Regions from separate parts of the Homo sapiens genome. Here region 1 is linked to region 2. Evidence: chromatin loops called from intact Hi-C (ENCODE). Cell type or tissue: heart right ventricle. All regions are shown on one strand. Links, peaks and the distances in the headings refer to the core of each region. The heading gives the core; the rest is flanking DNA. Region 1 has its middle 4.1 kb from the start of TSPAN9. Region 2 overlaps TSPAN9 (tetraspanin 9).

Region 1 (2,907 bases), core at 208-2,707, 200 kb after region 2:
TTTTCGTTTTGTTTTGTAGAGACAGAGGCCTCACTATGTTGCTCAAGCTAGTTTTGAACTCCTGGCCTCAAGCAATCCTCCCACCTTGGCCTCCCAAAGTCCTCCTGCCCTTTAAAAAAAGATAGGCGGAGCACAGTGGCTCACACCTGTCATCCCAGCACTTTGGGAGGCCAAGGCAGGTGGATCACTCAAGCCCAGGAGTTCGAGACCAGCCTGGCCAACATGGCAAAACCCCATCTCTACTAAAAATACAAAAATTAGCCAGGTGTGCATGGGCGTGGTGGCACATGCCTGTACGGGAGGCTGAGGTGAGAGGATTGCTTGAGCCCAGGAGGTCAAGGCTGCAGTGAACCATGATTATACCACTGCTCTCCAGCCTGGGTGACAGAGTGAGACTCTGTCTCAAATTAATTAATTAATTAGAGCAAATCTGAAATAATGGAATTCTGAAGTCTTAGAGATAGATGAAATCTTAGAAGAAATCCCTCAGCAATAGCCCAGAAAATGGCTTCACTGCTCACTCTCCTTCACCACATTCAGAGGTGAATGCCTCAGTGCCTCTGAGGGGCTGACAGTTGGAAGGAAGCTCTGAAGAAAAGCTGTAGAGGAGATGGGATTATTCAGCATAAAGGACACAAAGGTGACTAGTGGTCTGTGAAGCAGACACACTGATAGTGTCCACTGAGGACTAAACGCAAGTAAACCTGACAATGACGCACCACCCTCTTGGGGAAGGGACTTACAAACGCATGAAGTCACTGCTTATCATACCAGGCTTCTGAGGAAATGTCATTGCATTTCCCTTCTGGAGGAGATTCTGAAAAATGCTGAGGTTAGATATAGGTAGGGTGACTGTATCCAGGTTTCGGGGGCACATCCTACTTACTCCTCTTGTCCTGGCATAGTTCCTAAGTCCCCTTTCACTCTCGAAATATCCTGGCGTGGATGATAAATTATATGCCATTTTAACTGTGAACAAAGGCAGGACTCCAAACAGCTCCTTCCAGGCCTGGATGTCAGCAACTCTGCTGGAATTTCTGGATCCCCAGGGACTTCAAAGGATAGCATGTCAGTTTATCCCCTTGAAATCACCAAATCAAATCAAAAATGACAATAGGCTAAAATTAAAGTCCCAGCCAACCACCCCAAGTCAAGCTTCAGGACTGTGCCTGCTGAATTGCGACACCTAGTGGCGAAAGTGCACGCTGCCGGAGCGGGGTTCCGCCAACACTTCACATTCGGCCATAGGTTTCAAGTGACTTGCAAAGCAGCTAACAGCTAACATGTACTGTTTATGTGCCAGGCACAGTTCTAAGTACTTTACATGTTCTAACCCACTGATCCTCACAACAACACCATGAGGTAGGTAGTAGCATCACCATCCCGACATTTTTACAGATGAGGAAACTGAGGCTGAGACAGGTTAAGTAATTTCTCCAAGGTCATTTCACCAGCAATTGACTAAGCTAGGATATAACCCCAGGTTGTCTGGCTGGAGGGCCTGCACAGTTAACTACTGCTCCATCCAGAGTGTAATGCACAAAGTTACTTCGGAGGAATCTTCCACCTGAAGAGACTTCCACCACCCCTCTGACATGGAGATGACCTGAGGGTAGAGTGAGAGGTAGAATGTATGAAGAGTTCCACTCTCGGCCAGGCGCAGTGGCTTATGCCTATAATCCCAGCACTTCGGGAGGCTGAGGTGGGTGAATCCCCTGAGGTTAGGAGTTTGAGACCAGCCTGGCCAACATGGTGAAACCCCGTCTCCACTAAAAATACAAAAATTAGCCGGGCCTGTAATCCCAGCTACTCGGGAGGCTGAGACAGGAGAATCACTTGAACCTGGGAGGCGGAGGTTGCAGTGAGCCAAGATCGTGCCACTGCACTCCAGCCTGGGCAACAGGACGAGACTTCGTCTAAAAAAAAAGAGTTCCACTCTCATGTCTACCAGTACAGAATAGTAGTTTCCACATCTATAAAAATCGCCTGGGCCTGGCGTGGTGGCTCACGCCTGTAATCCCAGCACTTTGGAAGGCCGAGGCGGGTGGCTCACCTGAGGTCAGGAGTTCCAGATTAGCCTGGCCAACGTGGTGAAACCCTGTCTCTACTAAAATTACAAAAATTAGCTGGCCGTGGTGGCGGGCGCCTGTAATCCCAGCTACTTGGGAGGCTGAGGCAGGAGAATCGCTTGAACCCGGGAGCGGGGGGTTGCAGTGGGCCAAGATCATGCCACTGCCCTCCAGCCTGGGCGACAGAGCGAGACTCTGTCAAAAAAAAAAAAAAAAGTCGCCTGGGCACGATGGCTCATACCTGTAATCTCAGCACTTTAGGAGGCCGAGGTGGGCGGATCACCTGAGGTCAGGAGTTTGAGACTAGCCTGACCAACATGGTGAAACCGTGTCTCTGCTAAAAATACAAAAAAAAGTTAGCCAGGCGTAGTGGCGAACGCCTGTAATCCCAGCTACTCGGAGGCTGAGGCAGGAGACTTACTTGAACCTGGGAGGCGGAGGTTGCAGTGAGCAGAGATCGCACCACTGCACTCCAGCCTGGGTGACAGAGCAAGACTCCGTCTCACAAAAAAAAAAAAAAAAAAAGGAAAAAAAAATGCTTTCCCAGGCGACCGGGGAAGACGGCGGAGGTGCAGGTCCTGGTGCTCGGTGGTCGAGGCCATCTCCTGGGCCGCCTGGCGGCCATCGTGGCTAAGCAGGTACTGCTGGGCCAGAAGGTGGTGGTCGTACGCTGCGAGGGCATCAACATTTCTGGCAATTTCTACAGAAACATGTTGCATGTTAAAGCACCTGGCCTTCCTCCACAAGCGGATGAACTCCAACCCTTCCTGAGGCCCCTGCCACGTCCGGGCCCCCAACGCATCTTCCTGCGGGCGGTGCGAGGCATGCTGCCCCCCAG
Region 2 (2,907 bases), core at 235-2,734:
AGGGGAGGGGACAGACGCCTCCCTGAGGAAGGGCATCTCCTTCGCTTATTCCTCCACAAACCCAAGTGAACACCTGCGTATTCAGTGCCAGGCCCTGTTCTCCAAGCTGGGGAGACAGTGGTACACCTCACTGGCAAAGACCCTGCCTTCACGAAGAGTAGATTCTTACAGGAGACACTGACCTTATGTAAGCAACAAATGACGTAACTGCAGTTGCTGACATGCGCCACGAAGAAAAATAAGGCAATGTAAAGAGCCAGAAAATAACTGGGGAGGGTGTGGGCAGCGAAGGTGTCTTGGAAGAGGTGGTGTTTAAGCAAAAACCCAAATAAACAGGGGGAGGGAGCAACATAACTATCTGGGGGAAGAACGTTCCAGACAGAGAGAACAGCAGGTGCAAAAGCCCCGGAGTGGGAAGGAGCCTGGCCAGCCAAGGAGGAGCACGCTGGCCGTGTGCTACAACAGTGAGTGAGGTGACACATGGTAGGAGACAAAGCAGGCGGGGTGGCCGGGGGCCAGGCCAGCTGGGACCTCGCAGGTAAAGGAAACGTGCAAGTGTCCTCAGTGTGACGGGAAGGTCCCAGAGCTGGAGAGTGACATGATCTCACTGAGGTTTTCAGCAGATCACTCTGGCTGCTGTTTGGAGAAGCGACCGCGGGAGGGCCCGAGGGAGGCCAGGAGAGCAACTGGGAGGCTGCTGTGATTAGGCTTGGGTTTGTGGAGGAATAAGAAGGAGATGCCCTTCCTCAGGGAGGCGTCTGTCCCCTCCCCTCACCTTCCCGTGGGCATCCCTACCCTGCCTAATTGCGAGCCTCTCTTTCTTCCCAGGAGCCAGACCAGCTTGAGAGCTGGGGACGACTCATACCAGGAGGCTACGGAGGAGCGGTGAGAAATGGTCCAATTTGAGATGTTTTGAAGGTGGCATTGACAGGCCTTGCTGGGCTTTGAAGAATGAATAGGATTTTGATAAATGGGGAACCAGAAAGGTGTGCATGAAGAAAAAGGTAGGAACAGACACCGCCACGTATTACTAACCAAGAGACAGTGCAAGGAGCTGCAGGGGGGTCCGAATGATTTACGTCCAGCAGCTGCCTGGGTCCTTCACACTGTGGAGAGTGGGCCTGTGCCTCCTGTCCCCTGGCGCAGCCCCACATGGAACCACGTCAGGGCTCCCAAAGAATGGGCACACTGAGACCCACAGCATCGCCCAACTGGGCCATCACAAAGCTTCGCCAGGGAACGGGGCTAGCCCCGCCTACGGCCACTAGGTGGCGCTCCAGGCTGGTTCAGAAGCTCTGGGTTCGCCAGCGATGGCTGAAACTTTCATCCAAATAGTCACTCTGACTTTTCTTCAATCTGGTCAGTTTCTATGCTGCCGTCTCAATTTTTCTTTCATTAATCATACCATGGAGAATTTATGATCTTCATGCTGAAGATTTATGGCTCTAAAAGCCAGACCCTGGAATGAGTAAGCGGAAACCCCACTGCCGCAGGTACTCGCTGCAGGGGAGCTGCAGGGCGCCCCCACACGCTGCAGCTGGAGACACGCAGGACCCCAGAGCTCAGAGCCCGGACCCTTCTCGGGCCTGGAAAAGTTCTCAAAGCACAGCCTTCTCCTGAAGCGGTTTCCCACTGTGGGTGTACCTGCAGCGGGGGGCCCCTTCCGAGCCCTCTCTCCACTTCCCTCCTGGGATAAGTGCTGGGATGCTCAGGTACCTCTACCTAGGAAAACCTCTTAGGTCAGAAACTCCAGGACCTGGTCACCTCTCTTCAAACTGGTTCTCTGACTTCACACTCCACATCCTTTGATTTGGTCTTGCCAGACCCACCTGGGAGCCTTCTACCTCTCAGGGAACACAGCTGGTGCCCTGTCCCCAAATCTGCTTCCTTTCCCATTTCCTGTCCAAAGTCCTCCAGGCCCCCAGGAAAGATCTGCGGCCTACCCTACGGGGGCGCAGTCTGGACTGGAAGGCTTCCTCTCCAAGCCCTCAAACCTGTTCCTGCCTCCATCACAGCTCCCGCCTGGCACAACTCCACGCATGGTGCACGTCTGCCCAGTGAGGAGGCCTGTGCAGTACAGCGGGTGCCACGCACATCCCCACTGCCACGCTCCCATCCTCAAGGGGCTCCTGCCGAGATGAGCTCTCTGCTCCCATCTTCTGATGGCCCAACACTAACAGAGCCTCCCGGCAAGAAGAAAACACAAAGGTCACGCCTCGATTTTCCAGGAAGCTAAGCGGGGGGACAAGGAAGTCCCCAGTCACACTGCTGGGCTGGGACAAAACCTTGGTTTCTGGCATTTGGTGCAGAAGCCTTCACTACCTGCTCCCAGGGGACCTCCGACTGACAGGTGACAGGCACCAACACTGGGCCTTCGCCACAGGTCCCATGTCCAGATCACGGCCCCCACTGCCCTCCCTGCCCCTGGCCTCTAGTTTCCAGCCCAGCCTGCATAGAGCTGCCTGATTCTTTTCCTAAAATGCCTCTCATCATGCTGCTCCCTAGTGTGACCTTAAGATTCTTTAGCTCTCGGAGGCCCAATTTCCTTTAAAACTTGGGATTTGGACGAGATCATTTCTTAGGTCCCTCTGGCGCAGTCTTAGCCGAGTCTGAGACATGGTGCTCTCAGCCCTCAGCCCAGTGGTTCCCAATCAGGAGCAATTCTGCTCCCCAGGGAACATGTGGCATGTCTGGGGACGTTTTTGGTTGCCACAATGGGAGGGGCTGCTCCTGGCACCTGGTGAGTAGAGGCCAGGGGTGCTGCCAAACACCCCGCAGTGCACAGGACAGTCCACACAGTCAAGAACTGTCTGGCCCCAATTGTCAATAGAGTTTGAGAAACCCCGCCCCCTACCCTATCCCCCCACGCCAGGCACCCACCCTTGGGCTGCCAACATCTTGAGAACA

The links. Peaks named below come from ENCODE experiments on the same cell type or tissue, not always from the same donor. Only the 100,000 strongest peaks of a DNase experiment are listed, where the experiment ranks them.
Region 1: a loop joins it to region 2, with 13 times the contacts of the local background. A loop is called at or near these places in 98 of 110 quality-filtered maps.

What each region holds. Positions count from the first base shown.
Region 1 is chr12:3,071,871-3,074,777 of GRCh38, reverse strand. It overlaps the pseudogene RPL13AP24. Among named protein-coding and RNA genes, the nearest start is that of TSPAN9, 4.1 kb to the left of the region's middle. RefSeq lists a silencer at 1,110-1,259 and an enhancer at 1,041-1,335. In heart right ventricle, for the core only: a CTCF peak has its summit at 1,190 (motif pointing left); a DNase peak (open chromatin) is centred at 1,197; H3K27ac peaks cover 1,010 bases.
Region 2 is chr12:3,273,988-3,276,894 of GRCh38, reverse strand. All of the region lies in intron 3 of TSPAN9 (tetraspanin 9), which reads right to left. Among named protein-coding and RNA genes, the nearest start is that of LINC02827, 25 kb to the left of the region's middle. In heart right ventricle, for the core only: a CTCF peak has its summit at 1,262 (motif pointing right); a DNase peak (open chromatin) is centred at 1,254; H3K27ac peaks cover 2,500 bases.